Regions from separate parts of the Homo sapiens genome. Here regions 1 and 2 are each linked to region 3. Evidence: chromatin loops called from intact Hi-C (ENCODE). Cell type or tissue: heart right ventricle. All regions are shown on one strand. Each heading gives the region's core, and the rest is flanking DNA. Links, peaks and the distances in the headings are about the cores only. Region 1 has its middle 53 kb from the start of RGCC. Region 2 holds the start of LOC105370175 (a long non-coding RNA gene). Region 3 overlaps VWA8 (von Willebrand factor A domain containing 8).

Region 1 (10,388 bases), core at 1,055-9,054, 250 kb before region 3:
TGGCATGAACTCGGCTCACTGCAGCCTCCACCTCCCAGGTTCAAGCAATTTTCCTGTCTCAGCCTCCTGAGTAGCTGGGATTACAGGTGCACTCCACCACGGCGGGCTAATTTTTGTATTTTTAGTAGAGACTGGGTTTCACCATGTTGATCAGGCTTGTGACTATATTATATATAATATATATTACATGTAATTATATATTATATATAATATATATTATGTTATATTTAATATTATATATTATATTCAATATTATATATTTATATATAATATGTTATACATAATATATTATCATATATTATATATTAATAGATATATAATATATAATATAACATCTATAATAATATATAATGTAATATATGATATTCAATATTATATATAATATTAATATATAATATTATATATAATATTAATATATAAAATATAATATTAATATATAAAGTATATAATATATAATATATAAAATATATATTATATTTATAATATATAATATATATTTATTATATATATTTATAATATATAATTATATTATATATTAATATAACATAATATAATATATTATATTATATATTAATATAACATAATATAATATATTATATTTATTATATTATATTTATAATATAATATATATTTAATATATTATATAATATATACTATATATTTAATATATTATATAATATATAATATATTATATTTATAATATAAATATATCATATTTATTTATATTTATAATATATATTTATAATACGTAATATATATTTATAACATATATTTATAATACATATTATATATTTATAATACATAATATTATATATTTATAATACATAATATTATATATTTATAATACATAATATTATATATTTATAATATATAATATTATATATTTATAATATATATATAATATATACTATTATATTCATAATATATATAATATATAATATTTATATAATATTATATTTTTATAATATATAATATATATTATATATTTATAATATATATAATATATAATATGTATAATATATATATTTATAATATAAAATATTGTATACTTATAATATATATATTATAATATATAATATTATATATTTAAATATATATATTTATATATATTTCTATATTTATATAAATATATTTATATTTATATATGAATATATTTATATTTATATATGATTATATTTATATATATGAATATATTTTTATATATGAATATATTTATATATGAATATATTTATAATATATATATAATATATACTATTATATTCATAATATATATAATATATAATATTTATATAATATTATATTTTTATAATATATAATATATATTATATATTTATAATATATATAATATATAATATGTATAATATATATATTTATAATATAAAATATTGTATACTTATAATATATATATTATAATATATAATATTATATATTTAAATATATATATTTATATATATTTCTATATTTATATAAATATATTTATATTTATATATGAATATATTTATATTTATATATGATTATATTTATATATATGAATATATTTTTATATATGAATATATTTATATATACATATATTTATATATTTATATTTATATATATTTATATTTATATATAAATATATTTAATATTATTTATATGTATACATATTTATATATAAATATATTTATATTTATATAAATATATTCATATTTATATATAACATATTTATATATACATATATTTATATATGTACATATATACATATATTTATATATTTATATTTTTATATTTATATATTTATATTTATATATAAATATATTTAATATTATTTATATATATACATACTTATATATAAATATATTTAATATTATTTATATATATATACATATTTATATATAAATATATTTATATATATAAATATATATTTATATTTATATAAATATATTTATATATATCTATATATATAAATATATTTTTATATAAATATATATAAATATATATTTATATAAATATATTTATTTATATAAATATATATTTATATTTATATATATACTTAAATATATTTATATTAATATATATTTATATTTATATATATTTATATTTGTATATAAATTTATATTTATATATATATTTATATTGATATATAAATATATTTATATTGATATATAAATATATTTATATAATAGATATTTTAATATATAATAATAAATATATATTATATTATATTATATTATATATTATATATAATGTAATAATAAATATAAAATATATATAAATATATAATATATAAAATATATTATATATATTAAAAGAATGGTTTCAGCACAAAAATCAGTACACTGGAGTTGTATGTATAAGAAACGCTAGCATATTAAGTAGGAAGCCTTCTTGGGGTGCCTGCCTGGGACTACCTGCCTCGTCTTTGGGCACTGTTTGGATCATGCACTCTCGACTCATTATGATGGGCAGCAAGCCTGGTGACACCACCTCCCTGGCCGCAACTGATTGCACCAGGGGGAGCTCTCTAGTCCACATTAGGCCAATCAGATCCTCTTTCCAGGAATTTGGGACTGGGAATTAAAGTAGTGGATTCCCTAAAATATTTTTGGGGTGACTTTTAAACTTCTTCATTTTAAGCATATAGGATTAATAGCAAAAGAGGTGATTTCCTGGGTTCCACATATACTTACATTTTAAAATAAAATAATTACATCACTCTTTATCCATATCCAGTGGAGTCTCAATTCATCCATTAAATCCACCCATTCATCATCCTTAAAAAAAAAAAAAAACCAAGCACTTTATTAACAGCTTGGTTACACACATGTAATTGTATGGTTTTGAGTTATTTTCTTAGTATTGATTTCTATTTTTACTGTGCTGTGATCTGAGAATGTGGTTGGTATGATTTCAGTTTTTTTGAATTACAATAGGACATGTCACATTATTTTTTCTCCTTAAACCTATAGTTCCACTCCAAATTCTCCGTTTGTTTAATTGATCACAATTACATGGTTCTCCAGAATGAAAATTCTCATGTAAACTGAAATTAGAAATTTAAATTTTTTCAGTGGCCATAAGACTCTAAGCATGTTAAAAACAAGTTAAATATACTACATATTTTCATAAATATTCAACGTAAAAGTAAAATTTTATTGGCCTTTTAAACTTTTAGTTCATGTATCCAATGATTAAATATTACATACTGATGACTATCACTTATTCCTATTATCCCTATTTTTACAGAGATATAGCTGTAATCAATACATATTAATTAACTTAATTCCAATAAATATGCAAAAAAGGTAACTACATGAGATGATGACTATGTTAATTTACTTGACTGTGGTAACCACTTCATTATATTAAAACATCCCATGTTGTCAACCTTAAATATCTGCAGTAAAACAATTTTTAAGTATATATTAAAAATCAATCAATAAAAAGGCAGAGAAGATTAGAAGTAATTTGTATATCAATATCATTCAATAATTTAAAACTTTTCTCAATTTTATGCCAAAAATTATGGAGTGATGTCCATCAAACGCCTTTTATTAAAAAGTCTATCTGTGGACAACTTGAGTAGCGCCTTCTTCAATTTTGACAGAAGCAATGAAGTGGACGTGTCCTGACTTGCCTGGTAGCCGAGGCTTCAGTGTCCCACCCACCTCCTATCGGCAGTGCTCATATCAGGACATGCTGTTGGGTGTCTGACTGTAAATACACATGTCTGTCCCCGGGAGAGCTTCCCCTTTGCCTGAGTGTGAGGGAGACGAGGGGCAGGGAGGTAATGCCCTGGGACCAGCCCTAGGTGGATGACAAAGGAGATCTGGAGAATAAACACCCCAGCTTCCCAGCCTGTCAGGTGGGATAGCCTTGAGTGCTCCACAGCAGCTCCCAGAGTCTCCTACCTGAGCTCAGGCCCAGCCTCTCACAGTGGTAATGTGCTCAGTAAGGCACTCTGTACCAGCTTCCTTCTCTTCACAGTCACTTCCGGCTCCCCTCTGGTGCCTCCTGGGATTGTCACAGGATCCTTAGGATGTCGCTTCACCAGCCGGAAACCTCTGTGGCCAGTGGCACCTCTGCTTGAGTTTTGCTTGCACCCACTGGGTTTGTTCTGCCGACTCGGCCCGTCAGGCTGCACTTGGCTTGTGCTACCAGCCTGGATCCCACTCCTGCCAAAGTCAAGCCAGGCACAGAGAGGCAGGGAGTGTGTGAATGAGCAATCACAGGGTCTGGCCACTGTGCACAGCCAGGTGTGCCAGCTGCAGCAGGGTGGGCAGCTCCAGGCACTGGCACAGGCAGTGCCTTTGTGCGAGGCTACGGCTGGACCAGACATACTACAAGCGGCTTCTGCTTGTATCCAGACTAGTGTCTGGGCAAGGTGGAAAGCAGTGGTGCCTGAAAGCTTGCAGAGCCCCAAAGAGAGTGTTATAGCACGTCACAGCCCTTGCTTGGGAGCCCCAAGTTCTGGGCTCCTTCCACCTCTGCCCACCTGACATAGTGTATTCTGAGTTTTGTGGTTTTATTCCTTGCTGATTTAAAATATATTTCTAGCACACATATAGGCATGTCAATAACATAATGATTAATTTTAATTGCTTTTGACTTTTATAAAAAAGATTTTTTTAAAGTCAGTGTGGGCTGATATAACAAAGTACTGTAGACTGAGTGGCTTATAAACAATAGAAATTTATTTCTTACAGTTCTGGAGGCTGGAAGCCCAAGATCAGAGTGCCAGCCTGGTGGGGCCCTGGGGAGGACCCTCTTCTGAGTTGCAGATTGCCATCTTCCTGTTGTATCCTCAAAAGGTGAAAGGAGCACTATCTGGCTCTCAGGCCTCTTCTTATAAGGGCACTAATCCCATCCAAGAGGGCTCTACCTTCATGACCTGATTATCTCCCACAGGCCCACATTGGGATTAGGGTTTCAACATATGAATTCTTGGTGCAGCGGGGGAAGCACAAAAATTTAGTCCATTGCAGATATCATGCCATATATAATCTTCTGGGACTTTTTCCCCACTTATTTTTTTTTTTATTACGAAGTGTCATTCATATTGTTGTGGTTAGCTGTGATTCATTCATCTTCACTGCTACATAGTATTCCACAGTGTGAATATGCCATAATTTATTAATCTGGCCTTCTTGACTCCAGAGTGTAGGCTTTACCATGTGTTGCTGTAATCAACATCACTGTAGTGAACATTCTCATAAGGGGCTCTCTCTCCTTGTGCACACATGCCGGCGTCTTCCTTGGTTTCTACCAAAGAATGAAATGCTGGGTTAGTAGTAGGGTGTGTGAATGTCAACTTCACAAGATAATGCCAGACTGTTTTCCAAAGCGGTTGTAGCAATTTATACTCTTGCCAGCAATGTTTAAGCTATCTTATTCATCTATCCACTTTAGTATTTGGTGTTGCCAGACTTAATTTTTGCCAATCAAATGGATGTAAATTGGTGTCTTTTTATGGTCTTGATTTGCATTTCCAGAGTTATTTATGAGGACTTCAATAAATGGCACTGGAGAAACTTACTATCCATATGAAGAGTAAATTAGATTTCTATCTTACATCAGACATGCAAATCAACTCTGGATGGATTAACCATTCAAATATCAAAAGCAATTAAAACTTTCAGAAGGAAAAAGTGGTGAATATCTTTAGATCTTGAGGGTAGGGAAGGCTTTCTTAAACATTGGACACAAAAAAAGCCCACTATAGAATGGAAGTGTGATGAATTTCATTACATAACAATTAAAAACTTGTGTTCATCAACAACGTGTTAAATAAGGTCAAAAGATAAGCTACAAACAGAGAGGATGTATCACATTTAACAAAAATTCTATATCAAAATAATTCTAAGAACTCCTATAAATCAATAAGAAGAGAACACAACTCAACAGGAAAATACACAAAATACATAAATTGGTATTTCACAGAATAAACACATAAGGCCAATACTTATATGATGAGACACTTAATTTCATCATTTTAAAAAGCATCTTTTGAGGAAAAACAGGATATTTTATGGTCTTCTTATTCCAGGTTAAGGGAAAATAAGCATCTAGGAAAAAAAATTCAACCAGCATTCATCCAATATTCCAGAAAAAGTAACTAAACCTAAAAGAAAGTAGAATATTTACCAATGTATTTTAAGTTTACTCTCTGATTTTGTTTATGTAATAACAAGAATTTTGTTATTGCACATTGTCAACACTCAACAATAATTAATTGATTGATTCACAGTGCCTGATTTTCTATAAGCCTAACTTTGATTTCTTTCAAACTGGAAACAGATGGGTACATGCTTTTAAGGTGTTAATACACTATAGAACATGATCTTCTTTCTCTGAACTCTGTGCCCTGTTGGCTATAAGAGTAAAGCATTCACTTGGAGGAAGAAATCAGATTTAATCTAAAAGGCATGGTATAGCTATGCAGAGCCCAGACCCTTGTGGTTGAAACAAAGTGCTTAGTCGGCATTGCTCAGGCAAATCAGAGCAACAAGGGGATAGGAATGCCCCCAGGTCACTGCACACACTGATCTCCGAATAAACTGAATGAGCTTTTATGAAACAAGTCTCCCCATAAATATGTGCAAATATTATGTATCAATTAAAAAAGTTAAAAAAACAAACACCAGGTACCACATTGTAAGGTGCCCTTACAGAGCACTGGTTTAATAAAGGTGACATTTCAGAGAGTATTCACTTCTTTTTGTATCAGATTGGTAAAATGTGAGCTCAGCATTTTATTTATATTCAGGAAATAATGTTAATATTTTACTGAAAATATTAATATTTCTAAAGATTGATCAGTACAAAAGCGTCCACACAAAATTCATCAACATGGTAAGATTGCCTTATGTTTTCTGCAGACAGCTATAACATAATTTGGTATAATCTTTCTGTAGGTAATGTGAAAATACACACTCAAAGACTTAGAATTTCATATATTTCTCTGACCCAGCAATTTAATATCTATAAATTTATTCTAAGGAAACAATCATAGATGAGTCTAAAAATATAGCTCTTAGAATATTTATCAGAGTGTATCTACGATAGTGAAAAAGTAAAAATCTAAATGTTAAAAAGTGGGGAGCTGATTAAATTGCAGTTTATCCACATACCTATTAAAATGATGAGAAATAATATTTAAAGACATGGAAACTGATCATATGGTTACAGGTTATAAACAGTATATAAAATACAACTCTGTTTAAAATACATGCACCAATCTATGCCTAAAGAAAACATTGAAAATATATGTACCCAATAGAAAAGACAGCACAAATGATTAGAAGGTCCACAGGAAGGAGTAGCAGAGATGGCAAGCATAGGAGTGAAGAAACAAAAACAAAAACAAAAAAGTGGGGAGAATACTGGTTTGAGGAATGAAAAATGTAAGCTTGAATGAACTCTCAAAGAAGAAAAGCAGATTACGTCTAGAATATAAAAAGCAACCTATGCAGAAGCTCTGTTAATATCACACTCAAATTGAAAGGCTTGGCTGCCCTTAAGAGCATATTTAGTGAGAGTGAAGAACATCTGAAAACTATGTGTTAGGTCTAGGGTTCAACACATCTGGCTACTATGTGCCCGGCGCTGCAGCGCCTCTGTAATCCTCTCCATAACCGTAGGATAAGTGAAGCTGGGAAAGGCCAGGTGGGCAAGGTCACATGGCTATGACAGGGTGAAGCTGGGATTCTGAGCTGGATCTGGCTATCACTAGTGTACGATGCAAGAAAAGAAACGGTTGGTAACAAAAATCTTCCATGCTTTTGAACTTAAGGCCCACGATGGAGAAAAAAACCTGTCAAACTGTGGTATACTAGGCATGCTTTATCAATATCTCAAAAATTGACAATGCTGCGGGCTATTGCTACAGGTCAAATTACATATGTGAAAAATCATTAAGTGGACACAACACACCACAGATGGTCTATAAACACTGATTACAGCCCTGCCATATTCATGTGCCTATACTGACAAAGATGGGGGGTGAATTGTACTGATGTATGTCGATGCATTATTGAATGTGTAAGAGGCTTTTGTGCAAGCGAGGACCACTCTCTTCTATTATGCCTTATTTAATGTAACAATGCATATTCCTATAAACATTTTAAACAATTAGCATTCCTCTATTCATTAAAGTGTATACTCCCTTACATATGTGTATAGGACTTCCACAATAATAAATAAAAATGTTTGAATTTTTACCAATTATAATCCCTCATACTTATCAATATTGACTAAAAGTCATCTTATAAATGTTTCTAAATATTTGATTAAGTCATCAGTCCAGTAGACAAACTTCTCATAAATGTTTTAAACACCTAAAAAGCGACTTAACCAGATACTAAATAGCACAAAGATCTTACAATACTCTTTTATGTCTAGCTTCTTTTGCTTATTATATTTTTGTGATTCATCTGTGTTTCTGCATGTATCAACACTTCATTCCTTTTTATTGCTCATTGGTATTCCATGCTATAGATATACCACAAGTTTCTTATTCATTCACTTGTTGAATATTTGGGTAGTTTCCAATTTTTGGTTATTATAAATAGCGACTGTCGGCATTCATGTGCTAGCTAGCTTTGTGCAGATATACAGGCTTTTATTCTTACTCTGTTCTTATTCTTATCCTTATGCCTTCTCAGTTACATATTTGAAATTACAGCAATTTGATCCAATTTTATTTCTGTTTTTCCCCCTAAAGTTGCAATAATCTTATCAGATTATAAAGGTAAAAATAAAACAAAACAAAAATTAGATCTTCTGCAGTTTCAAGATCTGTGAGGTTCTTGGTTGAGACCTCAATTTGATTTCATAGTCCAGTGTAAGGCAAAACCTGAGTCATTAGCCAAGTGCCTTTTACACGTAAGTTGCACCTTAAAATTTAATCAATGGGACTTTTATTTAAAATTTAAAATTTAATCAATGGGAATTTTAAGTCGACTTTCTCACAGATTTTGGTTTGTTGAAATTTGGTATATTTCTCAGAAATTATATTGGTTTAGGTTTCAAATGGCTGACTTTGACAAACTCATTGTTCTGCCATTATGATATATTCACCTTGTTTGATGTTTTAATTGAAAACACATTACTGCCTTATGAGTATCTCATTACAATGAATCATTTGGAGGTTTTCTTTTCCAGGAGAAGAGGAACCAAGTTAACTCTCTTCTTTGGGCCATTTGGCTGGTTAATCATTTTGGAATACAAAGATTTTGATTGGTTATTATGCAATATGTGTTGATTGACAACTGGATCCCTTTCTACCTTGTTATGAGTGTACAGCTGGTGCTGATTAGATTTCTCTGTTTTTGGTACAGTTTCTGCTTTTCCTGGAATTGTTTCATTAACTTGTGGATTTATATGTGTGTGTGTGTGTTCACTTATTGCTTACACAGATTCCAGAAGAACTATGCTTTATAAGCCAACATGTACTTAAGAGGAGACACAAACCTCCAAATATATTAACATATGTAATAATGTTTTTATAACTACCTTTCTGTAACTTTTATATAGACTCTTCTCTTTTGAGTATCATAATGAACTTACAGGTGCTCACAAACTCATTCAGTTCAATTAGGATACTTTATACTCATTCAATTCCATTAGGATACCAGTTCTCAAAATGTGGACCCTGGATCAGCAGCTGCAGCTTCACCTGGGAACATGTTAGAAATGCAGATTCCTGGGCCCCACTCCAGACCCACAGAATCAGAAACCGGTAGTGGACCCAGCCATGTGTATGTTTTAACCCCTCCAGGGGATTCTGACACTCTCTCAGGTTTGAGAATCACTGATTTCCACTGCATATAAAGATGATGATACTTAAATTGTCATTACATGGCAGATGGAGCCTACCCCAAGTTGCTGTACTCCAGACATTTTCAAAAAACATCTTTGCTTTCTGGAAACAATAGGATATTCCAGTTTCAAAATAATCTTTTTTCCTTCTCTAAGACATTCAATCAGCTGCTACTCTCCAAGGAGTCTTTTTTCCTTTTAGTGAAATTAGAGAACAAATTCCTGGTGCTAGTGATGCTCACATGTATTAGGGATGATCCAAAGAACAGCTGCTGATGTTGGGCCACATTTAATGAGAGCTTAAAGGTTCTGTACTCACACGGACCTCCCCCCTGCATTTAACATAAGTTACCATATTCAACTTTACTTATGGTAGATTTTATTGAATGCTAAGATTTTCTACTACCTTGACAACATAGAGCTTAATATTTCATTGTTTCTTTTTCATGCAAAGTTACCCAAACTCTAAACGTTTAAGAAGTTAGTAAGTTAACTATGTTTCCTTCTCAAAAAGTCATCTTTCTGAAGAGCAAATCAAGAGGATAAACAGCTCATTCAGGAAGCCATGAGGCTAGCTGTAGAATGAGTGGGTT
Region 2 (10,388 bases), core at 880-8,879, 100 kb before region 3:
TCCCCTGGTCCACCAGCGAGATGCGTCACTGTGGTCTCTCTCCATGGTGGCCGGTGACAGGCTGGGAAAAGGCTTCCTCCAGCTGCTCTCGGCCTGGCAGATGCAGGAGATGCGGTGCCCCTTGAGCCTCGTGGTGTTGTTGTCTTTGTTACAGTCTCTGAGGACTCGCTGGGCCACAGGCAAAGAGAGAGCAACCATCTTTTTCTGTCCCACAAAACTGCTGACATGGTTTTGACACTGTCTGGAGTCATAACGTCAGGCTCACTTGGCGTAAGCACCTCAACTTGAAGAGCAAGTGGGAAGGAGGGCATCAGGTGCCTGTGTTTAGTGTTGGTTCAGTTCTGAGTTCTGCCAGTGATTTTGAGAGGTGAAGCCAGCTGGACTTCTTGGGTCCAGTGGGGACTTGGAGAACTTTTCCGTCTAGTTAGAGGATTGTAAATGCACCAATCAGCACTCTGTAAAAACACACCAATCAGCGCTCTGTGTCTAGCTAAAGGATTGTAAATGCACCAATCAGCACTCTGTAAAAACGCACCAATCAGTGCTCTGTGTCTAGCTAGAGGATTGTAAATGCACCAATCAGCATTCTGTAAAAATGGACCAATCAGCACTCTGTAGAATGGACCAATCAGCACTCTGTAAAATGGACCAATCAGCAGGACATGGGAGGGGCCAAATAAGGGAATAAAAGCTGGCCACCTGAGCCAGCAGCAGCAACCCACTGGGGTCCTCTTTCATGGTGTGGAAGCTTTGTTCTTTCACACGTCATAATAAATCTTGCAGCTGCTCACTCTTTGGGTCTGCACTACCTTTATGAGCTGTAACACTCATCATGAGGGTCTGCAGCTTCATTCCTGAAGTCAGCAAGAATCATGAACCCACCAGAAAGTACAAACTCTGGACAAGCCACCTTTAAGAGCTGTAACACTCACTGCAAGGGTCCGCGGCTTCATTCCTGAAGTCAGCGAGACCACGAACCCACCAGAAGGAACCAACTCTGGACACAATTTCAGGAGGGTCGGCCTGAGGTTGTTAACCCTGCCACAGTTCCATGCCACCGGGAGGAGCCTCAGGAGCTGTCCAGTTCCAGAAAGAGACTGCTTTTTTGGAGCTGATCGCAAAGATGCTTGGAGTCAAGGGAACTGATTTTGTTATTTAGAGATGGGATCTTGCTTTATTGGTCAGACTGGAGTGCAGTGGTTATTTGCAGGCACAAACATAGTGCACTACAACCTGGAACTCCTAGGCTCAAACAATCCTCTTGCCTTATCCTTCTGAATACCTGGGATTCCAGGCACGCACCATCGCACACAGTTTATTATATTTTGACATCTTAAAAAACCCTTTCTGGCTGGGGAGACACTGGCTCTTTGGAGCTAGTCAATCCTTAGAGACAGCAAGAGGGCATGCCTTTGATATGCAAACTACCCAACCCAGGGCATACCTCATCCATCTGGCCCGCATACCCCAGGAGGCTATGTTCCTCTGCCTAATCACCCCAGGGCCAGGTGCCAGGCAGCTGGAGACCGCCCTGACAGCCCAAAACCCTTCAAAATTATCTACTCTAGCCCATCTTAAGCTGCTCACCCCACCCTGGCTATCCCAAGGAGACTCCAACAAAGGCCGTGGTCCAAGCTCATCCTGCACCCCTGCGTTCTGCCTCCTGACCAACACTGGTGCTTCCCCTGTGGTCCTGCTTGGTATGTGGTGACCCCCTTTCTGGAGCCTGTGAGTGTAATGGACTTCATTGTCCTGCGCCTCTCTTGCATCTCCTCTTGTGGCTGTACCTGACCTGACCATTGCTTGAAAGGACAGAGCAGGGAGGCTGAAAACATCTTCGCTGTTTGCCTCGGGCTCATACCTGTTCCCCTTGGGTGTCCTTTTCTCTTTCTCCAGCCCCAGGTTGATGAGTGACCCATTCATGATTTGTGTCCTGTGCTGGGCAACTTGATCCTCCCGCTTCCTGGGAAGGTGATGGTGGTTATGTCACCATAGTGGAGATGTGGCAGCAAACAGATTCTCACAAATGTGAATCATTCTTGGCATAACTTTGATGTCACATAATAATAATAATGATAAAAAGTCCCCTTTCCCACCAGAGGTGAGATATAAAAAGCAAAACTTGAGTGAGGATGGAATAACCTATCCTGCCATGGTATAGTTTTTGCTTAAGCAAAGTTCTGTTGAATGAAGACTTGTTTGCTTCTTGGTTCTTAACTGGGTCTCAGACTATGCATGTATGCATGAGAGACGGAGAGAACTAGACACACACACACACACACACACACACACACACACACACACACACCTGTCCACACAGATGGCATCACCATTAAAGTCAGGCAATAGGACCCTTGCCTGGGTTCCCTTTTTGAGAAAGGTGCTCCGTCTCTCCTTTGACTGTGCCCTAAACCACATTATGAGGAAGCTGAAGGGCCAAGGAGATGCACTCATAGGAAACCATGCTTGCCCTGCTAGGCCACATTCTGGGCATTGGGGTCCTGAAACACTGTGCTCGGGGGGGCCCTGAGCCTGCTTCCAGAGCTTGCATGGGCTTCTCTCCTGGGCTTGTCCTGAAGGGAACTCCTCATTGTTGGTGTGTGCACCCTAGATCCAGTGGGGCCAAGGGCAGCTGCTGCGGCAGAAGGGGATGGGAGAGGAACATGCGAGAGAAGCAGCAGGCTGGCAAGGTGAGGAGGGCTGAAGGCTCATACCTACATCTGCAACCTCCCCTGGGCCACATGTACTGGTATGCCAGGGATACAGGGCAGTGTGCCCCTGCCTGCCTCGCCACATGACTTTCTTAGAGCAGTTGTTCAACAGGAGCCCTGATTCTGAGGATATTTTCCCACTAGACTCTCTCATTATTGAGTACTTTCCTGCCCAGGGGCCCATCCTCCCAGCACTTGGATTCCAATGTGGTTTGTGGGAATGATTCATGTGGCGCCTAATAATGGAGAAAGCCGTGGTTTATGGTTTAGTTTTGTCTGTCAGGTAAAGGTGGAGATAGTGACACACAGGAAAAAGTTCTCACCAAAGTCTCCAAAGGACACTGGGCCAAGGCCCCTCTCTGCATCTCATCTTCACATGGAGGAGGGGGTGGCCCTGCAAGCCATGGGGACCAAGCAGTGCCTCGTGCTCTTCCCAGGTGAGTGTCAGGAGGGCTGGGGATCAGTGGCCGCAGCAGCAACCCCCATGCTCCCTTTCTGGTCCCTTCACACGTCCATCTTTTTTCAGCTGTTGACCATGATTGATGTGTTGGACTATGTTTTTTTGGTTGTGCCCCTGGATGGTTGGTTTTTTGAGATGTGGGGTCAGTCTCTTAATCTCACTTGTCTAACAAGAAGATCCAAACAAAGACCTTCTCCTTCTGGGTTCAAATGGGACGTCTATTCAATGCACACTCTGCCCCTCTGACATGCAGTTTCCCTCCCACGTGGGGAGCTCCAGCCCGAATCACTGACCCCACTTCCTCTGACCACACGCTCCCTGACTGCCAGTGTTCCCTGCCTCTGTTCGCCAGGCTCCACACTCCAGGCTGGAGGCCTTGGCTTCCCCCTCGGCTCCCTGCACCATTGAGCCAGTGGCAGCAAGTAGCTTCATCAGCTTTATTGGTGGAGGATCCAGGGGAAGGCTGTTTAACTCCCAGGCCAAGCTCTTTCCTCCTCTCCTCTTAGGCAAAGATCTGGGGCACTAGCTGGCCACACATGGGTGATGCTGCCTAAGTCACTTCTTGAAGCACTGGGTTAGACTGGTCCTTCCTGTCTACCTGGACCTTAGGACTCTTCCCCAGCAGGATGGGGTTAGAGGGCCCAGCGTGACCGAAGCATTGGGAGGGCAGGAACAAGTTAGTGGTGTTTGCCTCTCCCTAAGGCCTGGCTTACACTTGGAGAGGACCAGCCTTTGACCCTGCACAGCAGGCTGGGGTTCTGCAAACAGCCCCGACCCCAAGATGGATGTTCAGTGTGTATCTGCCCCCAAACTCCCACAGGCCTCAGAAAACCGAGGGCTGCCTCTGGGGGAGCAGGCTTTGGGCATTCCTGGGGCTGTCCCTCCGCTCTGCCACTTAACAACCGTGTGGCTGTGGTTGAGTGACTCAGCTCTCTCTGTAAAGCAGGGATGGAATGAGTCCTTTGAATCAGCATGGGGAAGATCCAGTGAGCTTCTATATGCCCAGCGCATCACAAGGTCTTGGGAATTAGTGGTTAGTACTGTTGTTGCTGCCATTCATCCATCCCTCTTGCAATTGTTAGTTTACTTTCTGTCTTCCCCAGAAGCTCCTCTCTCCATATCTGTGCCGTCCGCTTCTCTGACCCCAGAACCCAGTGTCAATACATATGGCTGGATAGATGGTTGAATAAATGAATGAATGAATGAATGAATTTATTGTTATGGAGATTAAATGAGACGCCACAAAAGCTCCAGGAACAGAATGACTTTTTATCTGGAGAAGGCAAGGGGACAGGCCACAGGCAGCCCGCATTGAGGCAGGCCCAGGGAGACACATGAGGCCTGGGTTGCAGCATCACAGCACAGCGCGGGAGAGCCCAGTGCTGCTGTGGTGAAGGTGTCCAGGTGGGTCACCTTTGCTGGTGGCTCTTTACTTCCGACTTCTGTGTGTACTCACCTTCCCAGACCCTTGGCCTCCCTGGGAGAGCTGCCCTCCTGGACCTGAGCAGTGGGTGACAGCCGCACCTGTCCACAGGGAAAATGTTGTCGATTTTCTGTCAGTGTGAACTCTCACATTTACATTTTTGCCAAGCTGAAAATAACAGTAACATAAACACGCCTCCATGGCCCTGTCCTCTCTGAAGGGAGAGGAGAAAAAAGTGCAGCCCACTCCAGAAAACAATGTTCCCTCTGTTAGCAGACACGGGCTTCTGTTTAAGTCCCCAGGGCCCCCACGGCTGCAGTGGAATGAGCTGGGCCCGGCCTGCTGGGTGTACCGGCTGCCTGGGCAGCCCCTCCCGAGGCCAGCCTTGTTTACGACCGTGGGAGAGGGGGCCGCTCCCAGCCCAGCTAGGCACCCGTGAGGCACTGACCAGCCAGCCCTGTGGGAACCCAGGGCCCTGAATGCCTCCCCTGTGCAGAAGGGTCAGTGCTTTCCAACCCTCTGCCCTGTGCACTGTGGTCAAGGGCACATCATGTCCCCAAGCACAGAGTGTGCTCAGGGTCCTATTCTTCACAACAGCCTTCCTTTCACTGCCTGCTCAGCAAGCAGAAAAGGTTAACATTTCCATCTTCCGTCCTAAGGAGATGCCTGCTGGGACTTGGTCTCAGGCATGAGTCTTTTCTTCCTCCTTCCTGGGAGGGGTTGGAACTAAGCCTCAAAGCAGAGTAGCTGACAACGTGGCGTGGGAGAGGCTTGGATGTGTCGCTGGAGAGAAACATTCTTGCCACCCCCACCCTAAAGAGGCTGCGGGGACAGGCAGCCCAGCCCTCCTGGCCTATTTTCGGGCTGGAGAGAGGTTCAGTCTCAGGCACAGTTTTGGGAGGCAGATCAGCCTCCCTGTTCCGGCCTCCCACTCCCATGGAGCTCTCTGCTGCCTCTTCCAAGGGGCCGCAGATACCCGTTCCTTGCTCTATTTCTTCACCAGCCCTACCTGTTCTCAGTCCATTACCTCATGGCCCTGCTCTCTGCTTACTAAAGTGACAATTCGTCTATAAGGAAGCCCTTGCACTGTAGCTGAGGATTCGCGAGGCTGCACCCTCAGCAGGCACTGTGGCCACACAGCACTGGCCTGAGATCTGAGTTCCTGGAGCCTCGGCCCTGAGGCCCATGGTGAGTATCTCTGTAGCTACTCAGCCAGCCTGCCTTGGCCTGGTGATCAATAACCTGGGACCTTTCCCCCAGCACCAGCATCTGTGAGCTCAAGGAAGACATCTGAACTTCTTGATAGCAGGGCAGGGCCAAACCATCTACTGAAATCATCAGCAAAAGTGAGGGGAATGCAGGACTGGTCGCTCCAGAAACTTCTAACTTTTTAGCTAGATGTAAATCATCGCACAGCTTTTGCTGCAATGTGGACATTGTGAAGGGTGTTTTGCCTCTTTTAGGGGTGCAATAAAAAAGGAAAAATAATGGAATGAGAAAAAAATCCAAAAAATGGATAAAAATCTTTGGTCAAGTCCTGTAAAACTATGATCTTAGTTCTCAGAGTCTATGGGAAACACATCACAGTGGGTCGACTTATTTCTGTCTCCAACCCTAGAGACCATCTCGTGTAAAAAAAAAAAATTTTGTAAAACAAGAAGAGTTAGTCTTATTATTCAGTATACCACAATTACTTGCTTAGTTTTCATTTTGTTGAGCTGCTTCTGGTTTAAATATAATATATATATTTGAAGTCTTAATAGCCATTGTGATCACAAAACTGCTGGCAAGTTTTATCAAAACCCTTAAGACAGGCAAACGTGAGGCTCTTAAAGAGAAAATCCTCAGTCGCCCCCTCATTTCTAATTTATCTAGCACAGTCAGTAAACATGTCTTTCAGAGGGAACTGAAGACAATTAGAAATAAATCAAGATACAAATGAATTCAATACTTACTGTTGTATAGATCAGCAGCTGTCAACCAAAGGGTAGCTTTGCCTCCCAGGGGCCATTTGGCAATGTCTGCAGACATTTTTGATTGTCGCAGCTTGGAGAAGAAAGGCTGCCGCTAGCATTCGGCGGTACAGACTAGGAAGTCTACAATGCTCAGAATGGCCTCCCACAACAAAGAATTGTCTGGCTTGAAATTCCATAGTGTCAAGGTTAGAAATGCTGGTATAGAAACTATGAGAGACACAAAACGGCATAAAGGCATAATTACTGCGTTTTAGGAATTTGCAAGCTAACTTGTTTTCAAAATGCTACATAATGAAAACAGACTTTAATTTCTCGTATTTATTTCCCTTGCTCTGGTCCCTGTTTGAGATGTATGGGAAAGCCAGGAGTCCCGCGATGCTTCTGAGTGAGGCATTCTGGGTAGCGCCAAGAAGGGCAGTACAGGGACATTGGTGCATGGGCCACGGGCAGATGGCCCTTGCTGGGCTCAGCTGTTCACTGGAATGTGCACTATTCTTGGGGTGACAGTGAATGACTAAGCCATTTTACCTTCAGGGGGTCTGCAGCTCTGAGGCCACCCAAGGACACCAAAACCAGGCCAGGAAGCTCTAGTGGGGAAGGTGATGAGAGGGGGGGCGTCGGTGCACAGAGCGGCACCGTGGCTGCGTCCAAGTCCAGTCGGGTTTTGGAATCTTGTCCTGCGTGTCTGTTTGTGATTCTCTCACTCTCCTCTGGCTTCTGGACCTACCATGTTCTATGGAGCATCCAAAACTGGGGAGCTGACACCTCAGGGCCAGCCCTGCACTCTCATTTCTGGCGTATACCACAGTGGGCCTTACTTGGGAGGCATTCGGGGCAGGGCCCAGCACAGACGAGATTCTCAGAATGTGTGGACGATGGCACTGTAGTTGAAGAGGGGAGTCCTCGCTTCTAGAGCTCCACGCCTGAATATTTACAATGAAATGATGTGATAGCCGGGATTTACTTCAGAGTAACCTGGAGTGCAGAGACAGAGGCTAGGCGATGGGAAACGAGAATGGCCATGAGCCTTGGGGATGGCCCATGGGGGTCTGATCTACATCTGTCTCTGCTTTCGCATGCATTTGAAATTGTTCATAAAAATATCTGTTAAACCATACTTGTCCCTCCAAGGCCAAGGCATGGTATAGGGGCCAAGGTGAGTGAAGAGGCCCCGGTTCTCTTTTGGAGAGAATTACTTGGTTTGGAATGAGAGTTTTTAATATCTCCCTGTTGATCTGGAAGAGTGGGGCTCCTGTCACGGGTGGGTAGGGGACCCAGTGCCAGTGGTTAGGGGAGGCTGGAGGCTGGCTGGGTCCATCAGGATGTGCTGGTGAGGACGCGGCTCGGGCCATCCCCTCAGAGCTGCCCTGAAGCAGGAGGCCTTGCAGGGGTTTGAGGAGGCCGAGTCTGCACTCAAGAGGTTGCAAGAACCAAGCTGCCCTGATGCCGGGGATGGGCCCCAGGCTGAAAGCCTGAGCACAAGCCAGGCCTGAAGGGCACTGAGCGGCCAGAGCTGACGGCACTTCTGAGGGGCTGAATCAGAGTCAGTCCCAGGAGAGGGAAGAGGATGAAAGGAATCAGGAGGGCTTGTTTGTGCTTTAAGCCTGTCCACAAGAACCAGGAGATGGGCTCCTGGGATTTCACAATTCGAGGTCCGTCTGGTGCCTCCTGCATCCTCTGCACTTGCACATTGTGTGACATATGAAAGTCGGAAGTGACCTGAAGACACGTGCACCACAAGGGATGCTGTGGAGACGCCCTACAGGGACTCTGATGTGGGGGGCATTTCCGATTTCTGGGGCCTGGCTTTTAGATGAAGGCAGCAGAAAGTTACCTAAAGACAGCAATGGAGAGGTCTTTAGTGATCCACTGCTGTGTAATAAACCACCCCGAACTTAATGGCTTGTAACAGCAAGCATATATTCCCTGCCATGTTTCCGCAGGTTGACTAGGCTCAGCTGGGCAGTTCTTGGCTGGTCTCACTTGGGGTCTCTTGGGAGGTTGCAGGCAGAATGCGCCTGGGCTGGAGTCCTCTGGTCGCTCTCCCAGGGTCCCAGAACAGCTGCCTGTCTACGTGGTCTCAAGGCCTTCGCTCCCTATATGGCCTTTCTATGCAGTGTCTCCATGCAGACTTTCTGGTGAAGGGAGCTGGGGGCTTCTCACATGGAGGCTCGGGGCTCCTCAAAGTGCAGAACCAGAAGCCTTCTTAACACTTAGCCAGAAGCTGGCCCAGTGTCACTTCTTCCTCCTTCCTTTGGTTGAGCTGTTGTGGCCAGCTCAGGTCCAGGGTAGGGAAGTAAATTCTTGATGGGAGAATGACAAGGAATTGTGGCCATCATTAATCCACCATAGGGACCCAGTCTGGAGCCTGCACAGAAGTGGGGAAGCTGCGGCCGTGTTAGGTGATGCCGTCTTGTAGACGCGGGAGATGCCAGAACCGCTATCCCTGGCTCCTTCTCTGTGTCCTCGCTGACTTGAACAAGCAATGGGTCATTGTAACATCTTCAGATGCCTCTTGGCTTCATGTCATCAGCTATAAAGTGGCATCACAGTGATATCTCTCTGGGGCCAGCCCTGGGTCCACCTGCCAACCACCTCCCTGTGCACAGTTCTTGGAAGTCATTCATTCACCTGACCAGACGCTGAAGCCAGACCCGTCCCCACCCACTGAGGCCACCTCCGTAAGGTCAGGTTGTGGCCATGTGCTGGGTCATTTCACTCCCTTCTGGGCTCACAGGAAGGAAGGAGGTCTTTGCAGGGGCAAATGGAGCACCACCTCATGTCTGCTGCACCTGCTCACATCCTCTAGCTCCTCCTCCCAGCAAACCTGCCTCAAGGGCACACAGAGTCCTGGTGGAGTCAAGACTCGAGTCCAGGTCCTCATACAGCAATGCCTTGTCTTCCCTGCAGGCTCCCAGGGGCAGGCAGGTGGGAGATGGGTGCACAGGGAGTGCCATCGTCCCCACACCCAGACTCCTCAGGGATTCTCTTTCCTCAGTTACAAAGAGTGCTGGCTCTGCTAGCCAGGACAGATGTTAGCAATTTTCAAGGAGCAAACATTTCTCATTTCATCTTACCTTAATCAAGTTACTTGGGCCCTATCCACAAAAGTGTCTGAGGAACAGATGACTGAAGAAGGGTGACAGCTGCTGCTGGCCTGGTGGGGGCCTCTGTGCAGTGAATGGCTGGCTGGCTGCTGGATGTGGCGTGGCTTGCTGATGGGCATGAATGTGGGGAGCGGGAGCCTGCCTCTCAGCTTCCTGCATCTGGAATTGAAATTGGACCTGTTTGCAGGTCAGTGTGCCCTGGGGGAACTGCCATTCTCTCACTCTCCTCTGGGTCCTGGCTACCACTCCAGCCTGTCCCAGTGCCCATGGCTGGGAAAGGAACACCCAGGACATCGCTGGCTCAGCCCACACTCTGTCACCTCTCTGCCACATTCTACACACCGTGGGCCCTTTTGGGAGACTTTCTGGGCAAGGCTTTACCAGATTGCATTTAAAAATAATCTTTCAAATATGCTTCACCTTCAAAGCCAGGCTAGAGATGGAGAGGCATAAAGCGTGACCAGGAGGATTCAATGTTTTCTTGGAGAGTCTGATTTGATTTCAGTGCTGAGTAGGAGGAGAATGTCCTGCAGCCCCTCTCTGTTTCACCTTAATTTGTAAGGACAGGGGTGTTTCTTCCCCCCCACAGTGCCTAGACCTTTGCTAAGCACAGTTGGAATCAGCAAACATCAAGAAGCACTGAAGATGCACTTGCTGATCGAAGGTAATTGCTCTCGACCTTGGCCGAATACTAGGAAACTTTAAAAATCA
Region 3 (10,388 bases), core at 1,099-9,098:
CTATAAAATGGGACTATCATCATTCTATCACATAGGAAGCTACAAAGAGAAAATGGAGAGATACATGTAGAATACTTAACAGTGATGGGCAGGCTTCAGTACCTTACCTTTTCCTCACATATTACACACACAGCTTTACTAACAGTAGCAGTAAAGTACATCTCTGTTTATCATTTACACAGAAAAAAAGAGCTCCAATGGAAATGCCCCAGAACATGAAGATCACTGACTTTGATGGCCTGCCTGTGGTAAAACTTAGGATATAAATGAGGATCAGAAGCTTTTGGGAGACATTTTCTGGATGTGTCAGGTTTAGCGTGACTAAAGAAGGGTTTGAATATAATCCCTAAACTACAAGTAATCTTCCACTTATGCATATTAGGTAAGGATAAATGAACAGTTACATTAACACACAGAGCATATCTACAAACAAATAAGATTTTCTTAAATACATTAGAATGTGTTCATTTAAAAGACTTATTTGAAAAAAATAAAAAGAATTTTAAAAGGTTGTTATTTGACATTGTCACTCTGAATGCATATATATTTATTTCATTCATTTGACAAATGCTTACTGAGTGTCCAGTAAGTTCAGGGCACTGTGCTAGCATTGGGCATATGCTGATACACAAAACAGCAATGGTTTTTTCCCTTCAAAATCAGCTTTGAAACCATGAGTAGAATCAGTCACATTATTTACTGATAAATATACATCGCTAAAAGAATTCAAGTCTGGGCCAGGTGCAGTGGCTCATGCCTGTAATCCTAGCACTTTGGGAGGCCGAGGTGGGTGGATCACTTGAGGTCAGGAGTTTGAGACCAGATTGGCCAATATGGTGAAACCCTTTCTCTACTAAAAATACAAAAATTAGCTGGTATCATGACGCATGCCTGTAATCCCAGCTACTCAGGAGGCTGAAGCAGGAGAATCGCCTAAACCCGGGAGGCAGAGGTTGCAGTGAGCCAAGATCGCACCACTGCACTCTAGCCTGGGCGAAGGAGCGAGACTTTGTCTCAGGAAAAAAAAAAAGAATTCAAGTCTGACTGACTAAAGCCTAAGCTCATCATAAAACCCACCACCTAGGAGAAAATATTAAATGATGCATGTCTTGGAGAATCAACGTAGTTAGCAGAGGAGAGCTTTCCTAACACAATAGAAAAATGCCTTTGGACGGTGTCGGTAGTCCCCTCAGTAAAGTGTCTCACACTTCCTGAATCTGATCACTGGTAATAATGATGATAAAAAAAGATTTCCTTTTTTTAGCATTGGAAAAAACCCTACCCAAATAATTTTTGGAAGCTTGAGATTACATTATTTATCTGGTTCAGGTTTTAAAAATATTTCTGATTTTTTTCTGCCAAAATCCAAGCCCTCTTTCCTCATACAGAACAACTTAGATTTCTGAAATAGTTCTTCCCTTGACATTACTTGGGAGGTGGGCATTATTTCCCCAGAAAAGTAAACAAGGGAATAAAAACAAGGTGACTCAAAGGATGAGGAAGTATGTTTTTGTAGAGAACAAAAGATCCTTTCACAGTATGTCAAAGACTTAACTGTGAACTTTCCCGAATGTAAACACTGTTCAAATGGCAAAAGGAATTTCATCTATGTCTATAAAAGGTCCTGAACAATAGCTCTTGCTTGAAGCTACTTTTGACGGGGCCGTAAAATAATCTTTTCTTCAAATACTTTACATACAGACCTACAAAAACTTTTTCATCTTCTCAGGAGACATACAATTATAATTACCTTCATAATAGCAACAATAACACATAGAAGCACGGTACTGCTAAAGGCAATTAATGTCATAAATTATAAGCAGCATCATTTATGCTTAGAGTCTTCAGGAATAAAGAAATGCTTTAAGAGATAGTTTAAAATATTAGGCTAATGGTTTCCATTTAGCCTAAGAATTTAAAACTTATAGGGGCTGAGTACGGTGGCTCATGCCTGTAATCCCAGCATTTTGGGAGGCCAAGGCGGGTGGATCACATGAGGCCAGGAGTTCGATACCAGCTTGGCCAACATGGTGAAACCTCGTCTCTACTAAAAATCCAAAAAGTAGCTGGGCGTGGTGGGGGGGTGCCTGTAATCCCAGCTACTTGGGAGGCTGAGGCACGAGAATCACTTGAACCCGGGAGGCGGAGTTGCAGTGAGCTGAGATTGCGCCACTGCAGTCCAGCCTGGGTGATGGGGGACACTCTGTCTCAACAACAATAACAACAACAAAAACATAGGGCAGTAGATTTCTTTAAACAGATTTCATTATGATTACAAAAAAGGAATATTAATATTTTAAACCAAAAGGAATTATGAGATATCAGTTAGCTAAAATAAATATTTAACTTTTCCTACTTTAAAGTTTTACTCTTTACAAACCTCCTAGTTTTAATAATTGTAAAATGAACACTAGTAATTATTTAATGACAAGAATATGTCCTATAGTAAAATGCAAAGGAATAAATAGGTTTATTTGCTGTATTAGATGAATAATATATGAATTATAGTCAGGCAGATAATAATATTATCTGTATTTCTGGTGAGGTAGTTTTACTTCGTGTTTCTTTGTGAATCATTTTGATTAGAGTAGATTTTTCCATTAGTATTTTGAGTATTGATCATTTTTGTTTAGTACTGTTAGTATTCATCACAAGTTGATTGTTTTTTCATTTCCAAAGGTTTATTGCTGGGGGGTGAGGGGAGAATGTTATTTTTTTCTACTGAAATGCACCTCTAACTTTATAATATCTGGTAATGGTGAAACAGAATTCACTTCTAGTAACAAGACCTAAGCCACAGAATTTCAGAGTTGGAAGAAAATATGCTGGATACTTTAGGCCCACATTCAGCCTCACTCTGAGAAGGGCAGCATTCCACCACCAGGGGTAGCTTGCACAAGTTAGGTACAAATTTAAGTGATCACTGCAACACGTGTTGTGCCTTTACAAAGCTGGCTGGGACGGGAAATAATCTAATTCCTTGGATTGTTCATTGTAATTTACGTTAAGTTATGAACCTAGTATTAGCCCCTCCCCTTCAAAGGGTCATTATACATACTCAACAAGTTTTCTAAATTTTAAAGTTAATTCGGTAGCTCTTTATAAATTTTAAAATTAGTTCACCATATAATCTTTAATCTATAATAGATAATAGGAGAAATCTATAATCTTTCTATTATTGTACAGATTTATTATCATAAATAATAATATTGTATACTTATATACTACTTTACAGTTCACAAAATGCTTGAACATGTTATCTCATTTGGGTTTTACAACAATCCTGTGAGGTAGCTGCTATAGTCAGTTCTATTTTACAGATGGGGAAATGGAGCTTCAGAGAGGTTAAATGATAGCCTAAGATCACTGGATAGAACTTGGAATCAAACTTGGTTTTGGCTACCTGGCTCAGAGGTGTTTATTCCATAGCCACAAACTAACAAGCGTAGAAACATGAACCAGGGTGGGATTGATCCCTATTTGATTCTTTGCCAACCTAGGCAATAGTCACTAGTGAAGAGTGAGCTCATTTACAGATACAAAAGGCTCAGCCTGGAAAACTCCAAAGGATTCTCCAGTTTTATCATCCCTCTGAGGGACCTCGTAAAAGCTTTAAATAGCCAAATTAATTGTACATCCATTTACTGATTTACTGATTCATCAAGAATTTATTGAAATCTGACCAGGTGTCAGGCTCCTAGGTGGGTGCTGGGGGTGCCAGCCTAAGTGGGACATACACTCTGCTCTGGGGGAACTTGCCCTTCTGACACATGTCAAAGTCAGAGATCACAGCATGATCAAGGCATAGGGATGCCGAGGAGGGAGGGATGTGTTTTGCTGAGGGTAGACAGGCTGCATCCAAGGAGGGCTTAGGGAGACATTGGCATGCAGCCTTAAAGGAAGAGACACAGGAGTGTGTATGGGCATTCCAGGCAGGGGCCAATGTGAGTGAAGGTGTGGGGTCTGATAAGGCATATTTAAGGGGTGTGTGGACACTGCTTTAGCTTCATTCTTCTCATTCTTACAACCAGAGGATTTTGCTTTGTCACTCATAAAATGCGTAATAAATATAAACAGAAACCAAAACAACATGGTACTGGTACAAAAACAGATACATAGACCAATGGAACATGTGAGAGAAGCCAGAAACAAAGCCACACACCTACAGCCATCTGATCTTTGACAAAGCCAACAAAAAAAAAAGCAATGGGGAAAGGATTGAGGATTGCTTTGACTATTGAGGCTCTCTTTTGGTTCCATACAAATTGTAAAATAGCTTTTCCTAATTTTGTGAAAAATGACATTGGTAGTTTGACAGGAATAGCATTGTATCTGTAAATTGCTTTGGACAGTATCTCCTTTATTTTCCCCCTTTCCTTCCCTCTGATTTCAGGAGATTCCATTTAAAAAAATTATCTTAGAGTGAGAATATAATAGTGTAGAAAGCAGAGGTAGACTGCCCATCTTTTTGGCTTTTGTATTCCAAACCAGGAGTTGGCAAACTTTTCTATAAAAAGCCACGTAGTAAATATTTTAGGCTTTACAGGCCATATGGTCTTTGTTGCAACTACTCAACTGTGCCTTTGTAGTGCAAAAGCAGACACAGACAATACATAAATGAATGAGTGTAGCTGTGTTTCAATAAAACTTTATGGACACCAAAATTTGAATTTCATAAAATTTTCATATGCCATGAAATATAATTATTTTTATCAACTGATTTTTTCCAACTGTTAAAGTTTTTTTTCCAAAAAAATCTTAGTTTGTGGGCCTACAGAAAAAGGTGGTGCAATTTGCCAGTCCCTGTTTTAATTGCTTAGGGAACCTAAGGGACTCTTCTAGAGCTTGTAAGCAAATTTAGCAACACAGGAAAGCCTGGAAGAGAATGGGGCTTCATTTCTCAATCCTGCTCCACCCTGGTGTGAGAAAAGAGATATCAGCAGGTCCTGCCATCCCACAAATGTGTGTACTGTCATTACTCCCAGTGTGAAACATTCTGAATTTGCTGCTAAAATTTCAAATTAATGAGATTTCACTTAAAAATCTAGATTTTGGTCTTCTCTTGAAAATGGGAGGATAAGGCCAAATTGGGGCCAGATTCTCACATGGCAACAGCTAGGTAGTGACTGCCTTCCTATATGGGGCACAACTTCCTGTTCACCTGAGACCCTCCTGGCCTGTGTCCCCATCCACATTGCCTGTCTGGCACCTATAAGCATTTAGTCTAAATTCTACTAAGCAGAGACATCTGTTTTCTTCTCTAAGGGCACAACTTCCATTAAAACTAATCTTTTGGTCCTAGGGAAGCCACATGGGGAAGAGGCATACAAACACGGGCTTCTGAGTTAGATAAACCTAGGCTGAAATCTCAGCTTTGTTCTTTGTTAGCAGAGTGAGCCTGGACAAATTACTTACTCCCAACCTCAGAATGGGAGCAATAATATATACACCTGAAATGGTGGTTGTAATGATCATGTGAGAGAATGTATCAGAAGCAGCTAGCACATACTCAGCAGTTAATTAAAAGAAGAATCACTACAATGGAGAAGTTCTTTGATGTGTATCTTTTAGTTTTAGACCCTGTATTCATTGTTGCCTTTTGTGGAAGGACCTGAAGGATGAGCTTACAATCTACCTTATTTTATAAAAAAAAAGAAATTAAGGCCCAGAGAGGTGAAATGACTACTTAAAACCAACTAGTGATGGAACCAGAAAGAGGATTTGGGTTTCTTAATTTTTAGTCAGAGGAAATTTCTCTGTGCTACAATACCTCACTAAAATTTCTGAATTCTTTCATAAAAGCCTTTCATTTGATAGCCAAAAGATCTTCTGATAGAAAGGACATTGACTCAAGATTTCTGGCTAGCCTAGTGACGATGCTTTTATATTACAACTTCCAAATATAGTGAAATGACAAGAATTTGTCATTAGTTGTTGAAGTTCCAGTATTTATTTGAAATACTCCTGTTCTAAGCTCACCGACACCCTCCTGTGGTCAGTGGAAATAATAATTCCAGTCAAACAAACAAGAAAAATCTGGAGCTATTTAAAGTTAATGGTTAAATGTAACAAGATAGATAGATGTCAAATAACATAATACAAATTCACTATAATTACATTATTTTAGGTCCTAGCCATTGCACAGAGCAAAGATTACTTGTCTATCTCTGACCAAATCTTTAATGAGATTGATAGATTATAATGGATGTTTTCCTTAGGGCTTGTTCACAATAAAACTGCCTGTTATAAATTAATGTAAAAAAATCAGTAGTATTTCTATATACCAGTAACGTCCAAGCTGAAGGCCAAATCAAGAACACAATCCCATTCACAATAGCCACAAACAGAATAAAATACCTAAGAATACAGCTAATCAGCGAGATAAAAGATTTCTACAAATTACAGAACTACAAAATACTGCTGAAAGAAATCAGAGATAACGCAGACAAATAGAAAAACATTCTATGCTCATGGATAGGAAGAATCAGTATTGTTAAAATGGCCACACTGCCCAAAGCAATTTATAGATTCAATACTATTCCTATCAAACTACCATTGGCATTCTTCATAGAATTAGAAAAAACTATTTTACAATTCATATGGAACCAAAAAAAGAGCCTGAATAGCCAAAGCAATCCTAAGTAAAAAGAACAAAGCTGGAGGCATCAAATTATCCAACTTCAAACTATACTACAAGGCTACAGTAACCAAAACAGCACCATACTGGTACAAAAACAGACACATAGACCAATGGAACAGAATAGAGAACCCAGAAACAAAGTTGCCCACCTATAGCCATATGATTCTCGACAAAGTCAACAAAAACAAGCAATGGGGAAAGAACTCTACTCAATAAGTGGTGCTGGGATAAGTAGCTGGCCGTATGCAGAAGATTGAAACTGGACCTCTTCCTTTTACTACATACAGAAATAAACTCAAAATGGATTAAAGACTTAAATCTAAGACCTAAAACTATAACAACCTAGAAGAAAACTAGGAAATACCATTCTGGACATCAGCCTTGGCAAAGAATTTATGACTAGGTCCCCAAAAGCAATTGCAACAAAAACAAAAATTGACTCATAAAAACAAACACACACACAAAGGGAGAAGAGAACACACTCTGTTACCTTAGAATGCCAACTAATAAATGTCAAAGGAATACTGGAATCAGAAAAATCACCACTTTGCAACTATAGTGATAATAACTGATTCAAGCAAGAATCATGAACAGATGATAAAATTAATGGATGAAAGTTTGATGAAACAAGATTCACATCATCTTCAAATATATGCCCACAAAACACATTATAAAGGAAAAAATAGTAATGTCACAGTGGAGACATCACCCTAACCAAATGTTCAAAGTTAACATCACCAGCAATGGGACAAATTGACATCATGTGTCACCTAGTAGAGCAGTCCCCAACATTTTTGGCCCCAGGACCTGGTTTCGTGGAACAATTTTTCCAGGGACAGGGTAGAGGGAATGGTTTCAGGATAAAACTGTTCCACGTCAGATCATCAGGCATTAGATTCTCATAAGGAGGACACAATTTACATTCCTCGCATGCACAGTTCACACAAGAGGGTTCACGCTCCTGTGAGAATCTACTGCTGCTGGCGAGCTGCTGGTCTGACAGGAGACAGCACTCTGGTGATGATGATCACCTGCCAGCTCCTCACTTCTTGCTGTGTGGGCCTGGGGCACTGGGGACTCCTGATCTAACAGGACACATTGAGAACACAGCATTATTGTGATGTTCCTGCCAATGATGCGTAAGCTGGATCTAAAAACAGAAAACATCAGATGAACCCAGACTGAGGGATGTTCTACAAAATCACTGGCCTATAAGTCTTCAAAAATGTCAAGGTCATGAAAGTCAAGGAAAGATGAGGAACTGTTCAGATTGAAAGACACCAAAGAGACATGTAAAGTAAATGTAATACATGATCTGCAATTGCTTCCTTTTTCTATAAAGGATGTTATTGAGACATCTGAAATTTGAATAAGGTCTGTGGGTTACACATTAATGCTATATCAATGTTAACTTCCTGATTTTGAGGTCTGTGTTGTTGGTTACGTTAGGAGAATGCTCTTGTGAGGAAAAACTGAAATTTTTTTTTTTTTTTTTTGAGACAGAGTCTCGCTCGTGGCCCAAGATGGAGTGCAGCGGCATGCTCTTGGCTCACTGCAACCTCCGCCCCCTGGGTTCAAGCAATTCTCCTGCCTCAGCCTCTCTAGTAGCTGGGATTACAGGCATGTGCTACCATGCTCAGCTAATTTTTATATTTTAGGAGAGATGGGGTTTCGCCATGTTGGCCAGGCTGGTCTCAAACTCCTGACGTCAGTTGATCCGCCCACTTCAGCCTCCCAAAGTGCTGGAATTACAGGCGTGAGCCACCACGCCCAGCCAGTATTTAGAGGTAATGGGGCATCATGTCTACAACTCACATTTAAGTGGTTCACGAAAAATAATGTAGATATATAATATATATCCACACATACAGAGAGACAGAGAGAGAGAGAGAGAGAGAGAGAGAGAAAGTAAAAGGTTTTAACAATGTAATTATATTTTATGAAAAAATGGTTACATTATATCTGGGGACAGAAATTATAGAGTTTGGATTTAAGACTCTGGTGATGGAATGAGTTTTTTTTCCTATTATTTTTATCAGCAAGTGCCCTTGGTGAACATATGCTCCTTTTAAACTCGCCAAAGATTAGAAGATATTAGTGATATCTTCCTCAGAGGTTGAAGAATCAAGACCTGTCCTGTAAAGGAAATGCTATTGCAATTTTAGAGAAGCCATATTATATAAATAAGTATTGAAAATACATTTGTATAGTCTATCTATCTATCTAAATATTTCTTGAGCTGGGCTTAGGTGAGAAGGAGCTATATTCAGAATCTTAAAGTATGTTCCTGTTTTATCTTGAAAGCAGTCAGAGGCCTTCCCTACCATCAAACCAGAGGCACAAAAGAGATGTACATCTGATTTTTAAACTTCGAAATAATTATGGGCTACAAAAGAAGAAACATTGTTATTTTAAGACTAAGGGAGTCATAATTACAATAATGGCGACTATTTACTGCTGTGAAATAGTCCTTACAGATTGTTGAGAGTAACCCGAAGCAGACTGGAACACATGAACTTGTTTCCGATATTGTGTCAGATTTTTCTCTTTCTGAGTAATGACTTATATGTAAATATGAAGGCAGAGCAGTTGAGGGAATGATGACTTACAATCAAATGCAGCACTTTCCTCTTTGGCTTGTGCAAAACCTATTTAAGTTTCAGATTTTCCTACGAGGGTTCTACAGATGTTCTTTATGGAAAGGATTATTCAGCCCTCACCAGCAACGTGAAATGTAGGCCCTTCAACAGCTTTGTATTCCCCTCTTAAAACAAACATCCCGAAGAAAAAAATAATAAAAATTATCCAATATGAGTGAGCTCTTTTTCTTGGGGGGTAAGGGGATTCCCACTGTTATGCTACCAGAACACTGTCAAGGAAGACTTGACGAATTTCATTCAGAACCCCAGCAACTGGAAAGTCTCATATGAATTAGACTGGACTAGAGAGTATTTATTTCTGCTCTCTGTATAATTAGAAAACCAAGTATATATTTCTGAGCTATTCATCCAAGGAATTAAATGGAAGATAAAATTAATGGATACTATATCACCATTGGCCTAATTACCATATATTAGGTAAGGATCATGCTTCATGATTGTCTTGTTGAGTGCAAAACAATAAATCTGACAATTCAAGTAAATCTGAAGTCCCGGACTCCAAGAAGTCCTAACTTAGAGGAAAGATCATTAGCTATCACTTGGAAGGAGCTGGCTCTTGCTGTCAAAACCACTAAAAAATAAAAATAAAAATAAAAATCACATGGTCATGCGTGTTGTTCATCCAGCATTTCTTCTGGGGTGCTCCCCTCCCATCCTTATTTCCTAACTTCATGTTTCAGGTGTGACTGATTCAGTCCCTTCTCATTCCAAACTCTAGGGGTGGAGACATGGCCCAGGTCTGACCAATCAAAGTATGCCATCCCTTTGGCCACAGTGATGGGTTCAGGGCATGTGACCTCACCAGCCTATTTAAGCACTCCTGAGGACTTCTGCTGAAATTACACGGAGAGACATGCCCCTTTGGCTGAGGTTGCCAGCTGGAAGAACCATATGTATTACCCAGTGCTACCAGGACCATCTTTGCCACCTGATGGAGAACGACTGTGTGAGAATGAAGCCACCCCCGAGAAAAGCAGAGCCAAGAGGAGAGAGGCTGGGTCCTGTGCCATGTGTTGAGCGCCAGGCCCTGAGACTTCTAGGTTTCTGAGCCAATAAATTTCCTTTTGTAGTTTAAGTTACTGTGAGCT

The links. A loop is a pair of places that touch in the nucleus more often than their neighbours do. Peaks named below come from ENCODE experiments on the same cell type or tissue, not always from the same donor. Only the 100,000 strongest peaks of a DNase experiment are listed, where the experiment ranks them.
Region 1: a loop joins it to region 3, with 4 times the contacts of the local background. A loop is called at or near these places in 58 of 110 quality-filtered maps.
Region 2: it touches region 3 in a loop (4-fold over the local background); 7 of 110 quality-filtered maps call a loop at or near these places.

What each region holds. Positions count from the first base shown.
Region 1 is chr13:41,399,104-41,409,491 of GRCh38, forward strand. No RefSeq gene overlaps it. Among named protein-coding and RNA genes, the nearest start is that of RGCC, 53 kb to the right of the region's middle. RefSeq lists enhancers at 3,180-3,715, 3,510-3,804. In heart right ventricle, for the core only: no CTCF peak of the experiment used is centred there; no DNase peak of the experiment used is centred there.
Region 2 is chr13:41,542,466-41,552,853 of GRCh38, forward strand. All of the region lies in intron 1 of LOC105370174 (a long non-coding RNA gene), which reads left to right. It overlaps LOC105370175 (a long non-coding RNA gene), which reads right to left and starts at 9,737. Exons shown (of 3, transcript XR_941904.3): 1 at 9,648-9,737; 2 at 6,550-6,777; 3 at 4,421-4,695. In heart right ventricle, for the core only: no CTCF peak of the experiment used is centred there; DNase peaks (open chromatin) are centred at 5,086 and 5,156; H3K27ac peaks cover 1,799 bases.
Region 3 is chr13:41,646,973-41,657,360 of GRCh38, forward strand. All of the region lies in intron 37 of VWA8 (von Willebrand factor A domain containing 8), which reads right to left. Among named protein-coding and RNA genes, the nearest start is that of MIR5006, 84 kb to the left of the region's middle. RefSeq lists an enhancer at 1,502-1,646 and a cis regulatory region at 1,568-1,579. In heart right ventricle, for the core only: CTCF peaks have their summits at 2,884 (motif pointing right), 5,992 and 6,191; no DNase peak of the experiment used is centred there; H3K27ac peaks cover 4,815 bases.